3 separate regions of the Homo sapiens genome follow, and regions 1 and 2 are each linked to region 3. The links are chromatin loops, found by intact Hi-C in ENCODE. Cell type or tissue: mammary epithelial cell. All regions are shown on one strand.

The links. A loop is a pair of places that touch in the nucleus more often than their neighbours do. Peaks named below come from ENCODE experiments on the same cell type or tissue, not always from the same donor. Only the 100,000 strongest peaks of a DNase experiment are listed, where the experiment ranks them.
Region 1: it touches region 3 in a loop (4-fold over the local background); 5 of 110 quality-filtered maps call a loop at or near these places.
Region 2: it touches region 3 in a loop (8-fold over the local background); 7 of 110 quality-filtered maps call a loop at or near these places.

Annotation. Positions count from the first base shown.
Region 1 is chr5:137,620,206-137,625,205 of GRCh38, forward strand. KLHL3 (kelch like family member 3) reads right to left here. Exons shown (of 15, transcript NM_017415.3): 15 at 1-1,921. The coding sequence ends at 1,893. Among named protein-coding and RNA genes, the nearest start is that of MIR874, 25 kb to the right of the region's middle. RefSeq lists an enhancer at 2,714-2,763. In mammary epithelial cell, no CTCF peak of the experiment used is centred here; DNase peaks (open chromatin) are centred at 2,226 and 2,756; H3K27ac peaks cover 987 bases.
Region 2 is chr5:137,733,892-137,738,891 of GRCh38, forward strand. KLHL3 (kelch like family member 3) reads right to left here and starts at 2,198. Exons shown (of 15, transcript NM_017415.3): 1 at 1,742-2,198. The coding sequence starts at 1,755. RefSeq lists enhancers at 396-465, 1,797-2,465. In mammary epithelial cell, a CTCF peak has its summit at 2,304; DNase peaks (open chromatin) are centred at 1,460 and 2,190; H3K4me3 peaks cover 1,257 bases; H3K27ac peaks cover 1,610 bases.
Region 3 is chr5:137,318,557-137,323,556 of GRCh38, forward strand. All of the region lies in intron 2 of SPOCK1 (SPARC (osteonectin), cwcv and kazal like domains proteoglycan 1), which reads right to left. Among named protein-coding and RNA genes, the nearest start is that of SPOCK1, 180 kb to the right of the region's middle. RefSeq lists an enhancer at 1,198-1,697. In mammary epithelial cell, a CTCF peak has its summit at 2,070 (motif pointing right); DNase peaks (open chromatin) are centred at 1,745 and 2,045.

The DNA of each region.
Region 1 (5,000 bases), 300 kb after region 3:
TCTTCTGAAGGCTTCTAAAAATTCTGGGTACCTTGTTGTTCTCCAAGCATCTTGTTGAAGTAACATGTGCTTAACATCAGAAAGAGAAGTTTTGTCTTTAGGAGAGTTGCACATTTAGGGCACAATAAATATACAGTAAATACACAAAGTGGCTCACTGGCTGGGAAGACTTCGGGGTTTCTAACTGCAGGGGCTGGGGGATGCCAATCTCCTGCAGCACCTGCTTGGAAGTAGCCCAGTCGTATCAGAAGTCCAACATCAGGATTTATAAAGTTCCTTGGCTTCCTGTAGGTGGATTCTCAAAGTAGGGAGGGTGTCCCAGACTGCAAGGTATGAGACTATTCTCCAGACACAAGACTTCCCCTGCTTATGCCAGAAATTTCAGCATGAGCAATTTGCTAGTTTAGGAACAGCACAACTTTAAGGTTTTTTAAATACAAATTACTCCATGCCCCCTCAAATGCCCGCTCCTCAAGATGCTTGAAGTTCTATTGTTAATAATTTTTACCTGTGAATTAGCAAAGCTCTCACCAAGCTCCCTTTTTAAAATGCAAGCACATCTTAGGAAGCCTCAAATCCAAGGCCCACTGATATCTCCTACCTCACAGGGAAAGCAGTAGTGGGGTTCTTGGGGGTTGGGGAGAGGGTGCACACCCTGGAATAGGGGGAAAGCACAAGAAAAAGAAGACAAGGACATTAGACAGACTTGACCACTGTCACAAAGTGCCAAGGGCCAGCTCTAGTGGTATATTCCTTTGAAGCCATCCAATGTCCATCTGAATCACACACGACCCCATCCAACACAGGCACAAATCTATCTTTGGGTCTGGAGGAGGGTGACCTCTTATTTATCCTCCAGACCAGAACACTTCTGAGTAAAATGGGGTGCTGTGAATAATTAAACTGGGATAATAAGTATAAATGGGGACTGTCCTGTCCTGGGAAAACCTAAAAGTAGGACCCTCTCTGAGACCATTATAGGCAGGAACTGAATCCTTACCACTTTGGTTTTTTGTTTTTTTCCTGTTTTTGTTTTGTTTTGTTTTGTTTTTCAGTGTTACCCGAGGCTTCTCTGAAGAGCTAGTTTTCCCAGCTGAAGAGACATAACACCTCCCAGGCCTGGAATCTATGACATCAAAGACCAATGGCCTAAACCTGAAGACTGGGCAGTTCTCATCTGCTTCCTGTAGGAGAACTCAAGGAAAAACAGTGAGCTGAGAAGCACAGGGAACCCATTTGTCCCTTATTCTAGCACACAGAGGACACGGTGCAGCTTCGAGAATTTTCCAGCTCTTCTGCAGACAAAGTCACAGTAGTTAAAGTACATAAGTGGGTGTGGCCAGAGAACTGCCCCTCTCACTGGTTATTTCTGGACATTCCCAGACTGTCCAACTGGACCTTCAGAAGAAAGCAGCTTTAGTAGTCTCAGGGTCCCCATGGGACAAATCCAGAAGAGAGGTCTCTGTGACTTGATTTTTAACACAGCGAAAGGATCAGTAGTAAAGAAATCCAGTAGACTGTCACACACGCTCACCCCCCAACTTAGAGAAACATAGAGAAACACCATGGTCTACACACACACACACACACACACACACTCCAGGGTCTGTATTGTCCCTGTAGAAACACCAAAACAAAGCCCAAAGGTGCTGCCTGGGGATGTCAAGACCCCCCTTGCTCAGGGCATAGGCCAGAGCACCTCAGGGGAACGGGGGTGGGTAATGGTGTCCACACTGCGATGAACAACACCAGTCTGCCAAGTCAGAGGAGAGCGGTTCTCACAGCAGCACAGACCCTCCCAAGCAAGTTGAATCCAGTCACCAAGGTCCTGCTGTTCAGAGTCACAGGCAGCACCTGCTCCTTCCTCCACCTCCTGGCAGTAGGAGTTTGGGTCACAAGGACTTGTGAATCACGGCAACACCTAATAAGAAAGGGGGAGAAAGTTATCATCTTAGCTTCTCCAAAATTACTCAGAGTCCCAGTGAGTTCATGAATCCAAGATATCCTGAGTCACAGCCAAGGGAAATGTGTGCAATTTTTATCCTAATATTGAAGTGGACTCAGGCTGCTAGCAGCTGGCTGTTCCCCACTCCAACAGCCAAGTCCTGGCAAGACACTTGAACCTACGAGCACAGTCCCTCAAACACCACTGACTAGTGGCCTCACCCTGTGTCATCACATGGACTCACTGTGGTGACTCCCATCCCCAGCCCTAGCACCCAGCCCAACAATGCTCAGCGCCCAGGGGCAGCTATGCAGTTCTAAATTTGAATCACTGTAAGAGAAGCAATGGGTGATTCATCTCTACTTTTAGAAGACACTGGAATGAAGCGGAAAGTACAGCAGGCTGCCTTCATGGGAGCAAGAAAGACTGAATTCCATTCCTAGCTCTGCCACCAGTCAACCTGCACTATGGCCTTTGGCAAGTTCTTTGACCTCTTTAGGCTCAGTTCCCACACAAATGTCATCTAAGAGACCCTGCCAGTGTGACAATCTCGACTTTGATAAATGCTCCAGACATGTATGCTATGTTACTGTTTTAGTCCGAGTGAACCATGCTCAGCACCTAACTATAAATCCACGCATGACCCAAAATCTCACTGTAAGGGACTGAGGCTACATGGCAGATATTACAGGTTGATTCCGTCAACATCCTTCCTACTTGCTATCCTCGACTACAGCCACCAGCAAGTTGCAAGCTCAGGTTCCCAGACTGCCTGGCAGCTAGATGTGCCACGTGACCCAGTGCTGGCCACTAAGACTGTAAAGGCAAGTGTGCCAGTGTTGCAACGCTGGCTTTGTTCTTGTTGTGACTGGAATGCTCACGCAAGGCCAAGGGGAGGCAGCAGCCCTTGATAAAGCTGGCAGAATAGAAAAGAGAAGAGAAACCTGGTTCTGTCAGTCTGAGCCCCCAGGCCAACCTTGGATTTCTTTCTACTTGAGACAAATACACTCACTTCCTTATTTAGGAAAGTATCTGTCAGGGTTTCTGGTGCCTGTTGCTAAATGAAATCCTAACTTACAGGTGTTTACAGGCAGGATATTACTGCAGCCTTATTTTAACATAGTCCCACAACTATGAAATGTTCTGATTGAAGATGAGATTGAGAGAACATGGCTAAAATCAAGCCAGGATACCCCACTGGAGATATTCTGCTAAGACATCTATTTCCTGTTTATTCCTGGCTAAAGGTGCAGACACAGAAGCTTCAAGGCAGGCAGAACCTGAGTCCAGGTGCCTGGTCTTGACAGCATCTTACTTGAATCTCAGACATCTCTTTCAGAAGGTAGCTTTTTTTTCTTGAAAGCAGGCTCCTGTGTTGCTTTTTCATATAACCTTTATCTTAATAATAAAAGTAATATATTCTCATTATGGGAAATCTGGAAAATGCAGAACACAAAGAAAAAATCTTTAATCCCTTCACACAAAGAAAACCACCACTGTCTTTTTGGAATACTTTCTAGCATCTAACAATAATCACAATCATTTACTGCATGGTGTCTAATGCCAGGCAGGCATTGTGCTTAGCTCTTCACAAGTATTACTGCATTTCATTCTCACAGCACCCTAAAAGGCTTAGTCTAATTTTATTCCCATTTTACAAATAAGACAACAGGGGTTCAGTATGATAGAATACCTGGCCCGGAGACCCAGGGCTAGTGGCAGAGCTGGGATTCAAATTCATATCTGACTCCAATATCCATCTGTAGAAGAAGCAGCAGCTATTCAACCCCCACTCCCACTACCACCAATACAGGACTATATGCGTGAGTTCACAAGGTTCATACAACTTTGCATCCTTTTTTAACCTAACAGGCTATTACAAATGTTTTCTCATAACATTAAAAATCCATAAACTATATAAATATCCCATAGATTATTAGCTATTTCCCTCATGTCAGACATTAAGTAATTCTCAGTTTTTTGCTATTACAAGTAAGGCCCCAATAAATTTGTCCATAAATCTTTGTATTTTGGAGCATTTCCTTAGACTTTAAGATAATAGACTCAGTAAGTGGGTTTGAACATAAAATTGCAGGTTTGCTTGTCTCCTTCCTACCTACTTCTGGAGAGGGCAGACAATGAAGAAAGGGACATGAAATATTCAGCATATATATGAAATTCTAACCACCCACACTTAACTCTTCCCCTCTCATTAAGGCACACATGGAGTCAAGGGAAGATTCCTCACTTGTCTCACTCATCCCAGAACAGAATTACTCCAGGACCAAACTTCTTCTAAAATGTTTTATACTTAGCCAAGAAAAGTATTACAAGGTGAAAAAAACTCTAAAGGAAGAAAAAAGTTAAAGTTCATTACAACAGAAGTCTTATGTTGAAAGAATGTGCTGCAAACTCCTTCAAATTTGCACAGCACAATCTTCCTCTGCAGTCAAACAAGATGGAATGACTGACCTTTATAATGCAAAATGGGAATCGGAAGAATATTCCTGGAGTCGTGGTATGGATTAAAAGAGATAATGACTATAAAATACTTTGGATAATGCCTGGTATGTTCTGTGCATGCTGGATCAATAATGTTATCTCTATTCCAGGTTCTGGAAAACCAGATACAAGGAACTGAACTACACCATGGATATATATTTGCTCATCTCCCCATGGACCCAACCTTAGTAGTACCAACTCTGATGCCACCCCTGCCCCTGCTACTCACCAAACCCCTCACACACACTCCCCAAGAAGCTTCCACACCCGCCTGGTGCCTTACTCTAAGGCTTACCCTGAGCTGGGGTAGCACAAAGGGCATGGACTTAGAACTCTGGGTTTGAACTCTGACTTTGCCATTTATTAGCTGTGTGGCCTTCAGCAAGTTACTTAAACTCTCCAAACCTGTTATATCATCCATAAAATAGACGGATAGAGTCCCATTCAGCCCAAGGGTTGTTGAAAAGATGAGAACAAATGCACACTCTGTTCCTAACACACTGCCCCATGGCACGGGGCCAGCCACGCAGTAAAGGACAGCTATTTGTGTGAT
Region 2 (5,000 bases), 420 kb after region 3:
CAAAAGGTATGACCTGGGTGACCTGGTGAACATTGGAAGCTGCTCGGTTTGGATTTCTTGTCTACCATCTGCCTTCAGCAGAGGAAAAGTACAAGAACATGTGCAACCTGGTGTTCTAAAGCCATAGACATCAGCCATCCCAGCTGAGAGGCCCCAGGACAGGGGCAAGGACTCACTATATTTCTGAACACAGAACTGGGAACACAGTGCCCAAAACTGTTTGATCCGCTGCTGGTAGTCTCACACTGACCTCTCAACCCCAGTTACACCACAGGTCAAGCAAATAGGCATGGCCCAGAATCTCTAAACCTTCATCGCATCAACCCCATTCTCTGCCACCTACCAGATCAATGGGACACTGTTTTGGGGACCAAAGACACTGCTCACCTCTGCCCCACACTTAGGAAATAGGCCTTCATATTCTGCTGCTCAGCAGGCCTCACAGAGTTCAACACTAAACTCCTGTTGCAAAGAGCACCCAGAAAGAGAATGCACCAGCAGCACAGTCAGTCCCAGGCTCTTCCTGTGGGAGTCATCAAGAAACACAGTTCCCAGGGCCTCTACAGACAAAAGAATGACACCCAATCATCATGCTAGTTCTAATAGGGTCTAGAGATGTTTAATGGCATCACTGTGCCCCGTGAGACACAGAAGTCACAACAACTCATGAAAAGGAAAGTGTTCATTGAGATACTCTCTAGTGTTGACTTAGTTGAGCCTATTATTGTTAACCAGATGGTTACTGTCTGCATCAAACTGGCAATCTGGAGCAGCAGGCTTCCCCTCAGTGGTGCACTGCCATGGCCGGACCCCTCCCTGCAGTCTTCTCTCCTCAGATAAAATGGCAAGCCTCGTACTCTACCAACTGCAGACCAAAGAATGAAGAGGTTGGCACTCAAGAGATATTTTACTTCATAGACAGAGGAATGTCACCTCTGCACTGCGCTGAGCACCTTCACAATGAAAGATTCAGATCTTCAGATAACAATTTAAAAATTTAGATGTGTGTGCCTGCCAGGATCTAACTGCCTCGCTAGTTAGATCCAGCTCAACAAAAGTACTTAAAATCTTTTCTGCTGGTTCCTATTTCAAAAGAAATCCCTGATGGAGGAAGCACAGACCTTCCAGTATCACTCATAAACTTTTCAATACAAATATGAAACTCAGTTCAGAGCAAGTATCATCTGACTGGGTTTCTCTCCTTCATCCCTGAATGTGTGTGTATACAGGCATACACGGCGTGCACGCGCGCACACACACAGCCATCAGCATGGCATGCTTGCTGAAGATTCAAGCACTCCTGCGTGAAAATGCAAGTACACTATGTCAGGTCAGCCCCACTATGACATCAAAAACCCCCCACCAAAGAAAAAACACCCCGGGAAAGGAGCCAGGAAAGGGAAACGCCTCCTTGAAACAGCCTGAGAAAGGCAATCTGATTCAGCCTGTGCTGAAACTATTCCCGAACACCAGCCAGGAAGTCCCTTCTTTCAGGGTGCTCCGCTGCCTAGCAAACCCAGACCTGCCTTTGCGGAAGCCAGATCTCTGGAGATTCAAGCCCTGGAACGGGTGATTTGGAAAGCGGCTTTCCTGCTCTTGTTCTGGCGCCCTTTAAGATCCATCAGTGGCCAGGTCTTCCAACTCTGCCTAGCCAATGCAAACACAAAAGCTGGTGGCTGCACCGCAAGCACACATACACTTACATACACACACAACACAGCACACACTTATACATACATACCTTTCACCCTCCATTGTGTGAGGCCCAGCCAGGGTGGTAGCTGCTGAACTGTGTATGCACTCGGGGATCCTAGTTCTGTTCTTGATTCTCCCAGCAGACCAGTGGGAAATCTGATCAGCAACAGTGATTCAGCATGGCTGCAAGTGAAGCCTCCTCCCTTCTCAATCCTCCTTCCTCTGACTTACTCGCAGCAGCTTCTACCGCAAAAGCAGCAGCAACAGAAAATGTCTTACCCAGAGCTCCCTGCAGCCCTTTCAGCTGCTAAAAGCAGCAACCCACTTGCTCCCCCTCCCCCGCAGGCTTGCTGCTCCTTGGTCTCCTAGGAACGGCGGCAGCTCCAGCGACCCAGGTGCACTGCCACCTTTCCAGCTTCCTCTGCATCTGCCCAGGCATCCCCAGCCCAGGCGATTAGCCCGCCCCTGGGGCTCCTGCCTCCTCTGTCTAGGCTGCAAAGAATCAGGCAGTTCGTCACTAGCCCGAGAAATACTGGCCCCTACACCCTCCCCTGCTCCCATAGGCTATGAGTCTGTCAGCCTGGCCAGATTGCTGGAATGAGGAGGCCCCTCTGTGGCCTGCAGTGGAGTTTATCATCCACCTGGGGAAATTCACTTGTAGGTCACAGTTTATGTTCCAAATCCTCCTCCCAAATTCTGTAGTAGCTCTGAGTGTCTGATAGATGGGGAGAAGTTAAGGGAAAAGCACCTGACAGAAGTGAGAAAAACACAGAGAGAAATTAAGAGAATACAGAGAGAAATTGGAAAACTAGTCGAAAAAGAGAGGTAGTACAAATAGGTGAAACTGAAACAAACCCTATTTTACTGCAAGAGGCCAAAGACTACTGCAGTAAAGCTATCACAATGAATACTAAAATATCTTAGCACAATCCTAAAATATCTTCCTAAAATCTGTCATATTGGAATTTAACTTAAGCAGTGGCTCCAACTAGTAAGTCTCCCACTGAACCCCCATATCCAGCCAAAGATCTTTCACATCCTGTAATCTCCAGCTGCTGAGCTTCAATTTAGACTAATTTAACTCTCCCTGCCTGAAATGCCTTCTCCAATCCCAGTCCTTTAGTCTTTCTGGGAGTCCAGTCAAATCCCATGTCTTCATAAAACCTTCCCTAATCACACCAATGACAGTCAATCACCACCAAAATACACAAACTATACTTTCCTGTATCGTCATCTCACACCTAATATACAGTCTTGGCTAATTCATTATTTATAAATCTTCTTTCCCAAACTAAAACATAATCTTGTGGAAGGCATGAGGCCAGTCTGTATATCCTAGCCACAGAGGCTTAGAGGTAACTGGGACAATTAGCTGCAAAAAGTGGTGCAGAAGCTATCCTAATGCCTCAGAAAAAAATCAGCTATGAGCATCTCTCTTCTGGGACACCTCATGGCACCCCTGGGCTTTTCCGAATCCACACCAGCACTCACTGGGTGAGTGACTTTCCTGAGTAGTGTTCTCCACACTCTGGACCTCATGCTCAGCTACTCATTCACAATATAGGGTCAGACCAGACAATCTTTAGAGTCCCTTTCAGCTCCAAGATCACAGGATTCTAAAAATGTTTTAAATGGTCCGTTTTTCTTCTCAGAGTAATCCGTGTGATTGTTTAAGAAGAAATACTAGGCTCCAATGTGTTGTAGGGGGCTTCAAGGAGGATAACATGATGTAGGTGAAAGTACGAAGAGACGCTCAGTAAATCTATCATCCTTATCATTTTAACCTGTTAAATTTCTTCACTACTACAAAGCCCTAAAACCACAGAAGGAAGAGAGGAACACTGAGGTGACAGAAAGTAAAAGTAACTAAAACTTTATATAGCCTCCTGAACTCAAACTGGCTACAGGGTTATTCTCAAAGATTACCTCCCCTGGCACCTCAGTGTTCTCTTAGACAAGGCCATTACTCACACTCACTCTTTCTCAAGTGAGAAGAGGCCTGGATAATTTCATTTACACCCCACAGGGCTGTATCTTCACTTCTTCCTTGCACAACAATACCCCTCATATCTTGTTCCCTCTATGTCCCTTCCTCCTCTAATCAGCCTTGTGGCCCTGCTCCAGATATTTCCTCTTGAGGCCAATCACAGGGACCACAAAAAGCTGAACATCACAAATAAGGAAACTGAATCTCGGAATCCGTGCCAGAGTTCAGACATCCACCAGGAACACAACTGGGTGATTCATAAAAGGGACATAAGAAAGAGATGACTCCTCCTTTGCACATACCCACGTTTACATATTCGCCATACAGGAAGGTGTGGAAATGCCACATCTAACAAACCAGACAAAGAAAAAAGATCAGAAAAGGAAATATGTAAGGGTTGTATGTATTCAAGTTTCAAAATATAACTATTAAGAGCCAGTATAAAACCCTGCTAAATTTCCCTGCAAAACCATACGACTACACCTTCATACTTTATTCACCACTCATGATTCACAGGAGGTAGACAGAATAGAGAACACTCAGAAGAGGCCATTTAGAAAAGAAAGGTCATCTTAAGCAAAAAGAACAAAACTGGAGGCACCACATTAACTGACTTCAAACTATACTACAAGGCTACAGTAACCAAAACAGTATGGTATTGGTACAAAAACAGACACATAGACCAATGGAACAGAAAAGAGAACCCAGAAATAAAGCTGTTCACCTACAACCAACTGATTTTCGACAAAGTCAACAAAAATAAGCAATGGGGAAAGGACTTCAATAAATGATGCTGGGATAACTGGCTATCCATATGCAGAAGAAACTGGACCCTATCACCATATATAAAAATTAACTCAGGCACAGTGGCTCATACCTGTAATCCCAACACTTTGGGAGGCCAAGGCGGGCAGATCACCTGAGGTCAAGAGTTTGAGACCAGCCTGGCCAACCTGGTAAAACCCCATCTTTACTAAAAATACTACAATTAGCCAGGTGTGGTGGCATGTGCCTGTAGTCTCAGCTACTTGGGAGCCCGAGGCAGGAGGATCACTTGAACCTGGGAGGCAGAGGTTATAGTGAGCCAAGACTGCACCACTGCACTCCAGCCTGGGTGACAGAGCAAGACTCTGTCTCAAAAAATAAAATAAAATAAACCCAAGATGGAGTAAACAATTAAATGTAAGACCTAAAACTATTTAAAAAAGGAAAAAAACCTAGGAAATACCCTTCTAGCAATGCAGCAAAAGCAAAAATTGACAAGTAAGACCTAATTAAACTAAAGAGCTTCGTATAGCAAAAGAAACTATCAACAGAG
Region 3 (5,000 bases):
AGGGTTCTGGTGGATGGTGAGCCAGATAATTGTTTAGATGGCCAAGTGGGTTTGAAGTGGAAATAGAAACAAATCCAGGATGTTACTAGGAGACTACCCTTTGATTAATGGGAATTCAAAGATGAAACAAGTATTGCCTATTGTTTAATTTTCCCTTCTTTGAAAGTAAAGTGTTTGGGGAGAAAGCTAAGACTCTAAAAACCAGAGCATATATGAGACAGCACAGAGCAGGCCCTCCTTAAACTTTTCTCTTGGTCAAGATAAAATTTTTCCTAATCCCAAGACATGCTGCTGAGGGCAGAGACACTCAATAATGTGGATTTACTGACCGATTCACCTGCTTCTCTGTAGGAAATCAAAGTTCATTCATTCACAGACTTGCTCAGTGACAGAAGACGTTTAATAGATGTCATTCTATCCAGGGCATACAATTCATGCTTTAGCCCCTAAAATTTGCCAAGCAGTGCAGTTGAAAGCTAAAAAACATAAGTCACTTTCTCTATATCAGCAGTTCAAGTTTGTCCAATCTCTGCCCTCAGAGAAAAGAGGAGGCACACACAAATTCCAAGACTATATATCATGAAGGTTATGGAGCCTGTTTGAGACATCACAGAAACTACCCAGCTGAATTTTAAGCTGCCTCTCATCAGAGAACTGAGGATTCACAGATTTCCAGGGAAATTGCATTTTGAGGGAAATTCTTCTAGGTAAAAACCCATATAATTCAATGATGAATATTTCCTTTGGCCTTTAATTGATTTACAAGCAATGCTCCATGGCTAGCTTTAGGTGAAAGATCTATTAATTTAAAACCATTCATTACCCCTTTCTTTCATCTAACACATTTTTCCAATATGCTTATTGTTCACTATAAGTAACAGATTGACATCTCTCCAAGAGCAAGTCCTTTTAATACTTGTAAATGGTTTCTTGGAAGGCATCAATGATAAAACTAGTTATGTTTTCAGTAGAGTGATGCTAGGATACACTTTTATGCAATGCCATAAAACTATCCTTCTTATTTAAGTAGCATCAGCAAGACAGTAGAATAGGAAACCCGAGAGCTCACTTCACAACAGAAACACCAGCTTTAACAACAACACATGAGGCCGGGCGCGGTGGCTCACGCCTGTAATCCCAGCACTTTGGGAGGCCGAGGCGGGTGGATCATGAGGTCAGGAGATCGAGACCATCCTGGCTAACAAGGTGAAACCCCGTCTCTACTAAAAATACAAAAAATTAGCCAGGCGCGGTGGCGGGCGCCTGTAGTCCCAGCTACTCGGGAGGCTGAGGCAGGAGAATGGCGTGAACCCGGGAAGCGGAGCTTGCAGTGAGCCGAGATTGCGCCACTGCAGTCCGCAGTCCGGCCTGGGCGACAGAGCGAGACTCCGTCTCAAAAAAAAAAAAAAAAAAAAAACAACACATGATCCAAAAAGCCTTTATGAGAACTCCAGAATTCAGTTAGGAAGTCACAGTACCCCAGGCAACTCAAAATCAAGAACAGCTACATTGAAATGGGTAACAAAAAGCTATTTTATTCCAACTGCATCAATCCTTCTCCCAAGCCAGCACAGCTCATGATCAAAAAGAAGAGTCCAACTTGTGGATTCTCCCTTGGGAGGGAAATTGAAGAAATTGAAACACTTCCAATGTTCCAGCTTTTCAGGAAACTGCCCAAGGGACTGGTTTCTGTCCTGCCTGATTCAGAGTGCTGATGGGAAACTGACATACCTTGGATGCCTGGTATCCACAGAGAACAAAAGAGAGCTCAGAAGCTTGTGGCAGCACCAGAGAACTTGTAGTATCACACAGAGACACCAGCACAGCTTGCCACAATTTTCAGAAAGCACCCAACTCATGGCTTCTCCACTGGGAGGGAAAGGAAGGGTGGAATGTATATATTGTGTTCTGGCTTTTCAAGGGCTGCTAGAAGGAGTGGTTTCTGTTTTGCCTGACTTAGAGTGCTGACAGACTTAGAAAACTTTGGATACCTGGGAGCCAGAGAACAGAAAAGAGCTCAATGCCAGAAAAAGCGCCAGAAAACCTGAAATACCTCATACAGACACCAGAGGGAGCAAGAGGCTACAAGCGCCTGAAAAAGAGACCAGCAAATCTCTCTAAATGGGAAATTACACACACAAGCCTAGAAAAGATTTCTCTCCCCAAAAGGTTAAGAGACGCTTGGAATCTCTAGCTGGGCTGATTGCTGAAGGTCTTTCCCTATAAGAAAAACCATAAGGACTGGGGAAAGTGGTTGTGTTTTCAAATGTGCAAATCCCAACACAAAATTATAAGGCTCACAAAGTAATGGGGAAACACAGCCCAGTCAAAGTTACAAAATAAATATCCAGAAATTGGTCCTAAAGAAAAAGAGTTATATGAATTATCTCATAAACAATTCAAAATAGCCACCATAAAGATGCTTAACAAGCTCAGGAAAATTGTGTATAAACAAATGAGAGTGTCTGTAAAATGAAAAAGAGTATTTTTTAACCAAAGAAATTTGTGACCTGAAGAACACAAAAACTGAGTTGGAAATTTCACTAGAATAATTCAAGAGCAGAACTGTTTAAGCAACACAGAATCAGCACACTCAGAGACAGGTCATTGGAAATTATTCAGTCATAGAAACACCAACCAGAAAAAAAAAAAAAAAGTGAAGAAAGCCTAAAGGACCTACTATGGGACACCACAGAGACCAATAGGTATATTATAGGTATTCCAGAAGAAGGAAAGACAGACAAAGGGGCAGAAAGCTTGTATGAAATAATAATGGCTCTGGTAAAGGAAATGAACATCCAAATCCAAGAAGCCAAATAGATCTCAATCAGAACATACCCAAAAAAGTCCACACTGAGATACATTATAATCAAGCTGTCAAAGGTTAGACAAAGAGAGAATTTTGAAAGCAAGAAAAAAGTAACTCATCACATACAAAGGAGTCTCCATGAGACTATCAGTGTATATATCAGCAGAAACTTTGCAGGCCAAAACAGAGTAGGATGATATATTCAAAGTGATTAAAAAAGAAAAAAAAGGGCCAGGGCGGTGGTTCACGCCTGTAATCCCAGCACTTTGGGAGGCCGAGGCAGGTGGATCACGAGGTCAGGAGTTCAAGACGAGCTTATCCAAGATGGTGAAATCCTATCTCTACTAAAAAAATACAACAAAATTAGCCAGGCATGGTAGCAGGTGACTGTAATCCCAGCTACTCAGGAGGGTCAGGCAGGAGAATTGCTTGAACCCCAGTGGCAGAGGTTGCAGTGAGCCAACATCATGCCCTAGCCTGGGCAACAAAGTGAGACTCTGTCAAAAAGAAAAAAAAAAGAAAAAGAAAACTGTCAATCCAGATTTGTGTGTCTGTGTTTTTCAAAAATTAAGAAAAATTAAAGGCTTTCCTAGATAAACAAAAGCTGATAAAATTTATCACCACTAGACCCGCCTTATAAGAAAAGCTAAATGGAGTCCTTCAAGTTGAAAAGAAAGAATGCTAAAAAACACTGGTCAGCAACATAAAAGCATATATAAGTATTAAGCTCATTGGCTGAGGCAGGCAGTGAACCCAGGAGTTCGAGACCAGCCTGGGCAACATAGCAAAACCCCATTCTTACTAAAAAATACAAAAATTAGCCAGGCATGTTGGCACAAAACCTGTAGTCCCAGCTACTCAGGAGACTGAGGTAAGAGAATAACCTGAGCCCAAGAAGTCGAGGCTGCAGTCAGCCATGATTGTGCCACTGCACTCCAGCCTGGGCATCAGAGTGAGATGCTGTCTCAAGGAAAAAAAAAAAAACACACACACACACAAAACTCACTGGTAAAGGTAAATATATAAATATTACAAATACAGAATATTGTAATACTCTAACAATGGTAGGTAAATCACTTAATTCTGGCATAGAAGTTAAAAGACAAAAATACAAAAATAACTATAAAGGTATGTTAATGGATACACAATACAAAAGATGTAATTTGTGACAATAACAAAACAGAGGGGAGAAGTCAAAGAGTAGAATTTTTGTATGTGACTGAAGCTAAGCTGATATCAGCTTAAAATAGATATTACAACTGTAAAATAAGCCCCATGTAACCACAAAAAACCTACATAAGATACATAAATGAAAATGAGAAAGGAATCAAAGCATATCCTTACCAAAAAAAAAATCAAAAGAGGAAAAAAGGAACAAAAACACTAAGAGACAGGCAGAAAACAAAGTGCATTTTAGTCCATTTTAGTATCACAGGAAACCTGAGACTGGACAATTTATAATAAACAGGAATTTATTTTCTCACAGTTCTGGAGGCTGGCAAGTCCAACACTGAGGGGCCAGCATCTAGTAAGGACCTTCTTGCTATGTCATAACGTGGTAAAAGGAATCATGGTGAAAGGAATCACATGGTAGAAGAGCAAGAGAGAGAGAGTAAAAGGAAGATGAACTCTCCCTTTTATAACAAACCCACTCGTGCAATAACTGTTATTTCATTCACTCCATTCTCATGGCCTAATCACCTCTCATTAGGCCCCACCTCCAAACACTGCTGCACTGGGGATTAAGTTTTTAACATGTGCATTTTGGGGAACATATTCAAGCCATAGCAAAAAGTCAATAGTAAGTCCTTCCCTATTGGTAATTATTTTCAATGAAATTGAATTACATTCCCCAATCAAAAGACATAGGGTAGTTTAATGGATTTTTTTTAAAAGAAAATGAGACTATTTGCTTATTTTAGATTTTAGGACACACACAGGATGGAAGTGAAAGGGTGGAAAAAGATATTCCATGCAAAAAGTAACCAAAGGAGAACAGGGTGGTCATATGTATTCATACAAAATAGACTTTAAGTCAAAAACTGTCATAAGAGACAAATAAGAACATCACATATTGATAAAAGGGCCAATTCACCAGGAAGACATACCAATTATAATTATATTTGCACCTAACATTAGAGGAGCCAAATATATGAAACAAACATTGACATGACATGGGCTCAACAGAAGG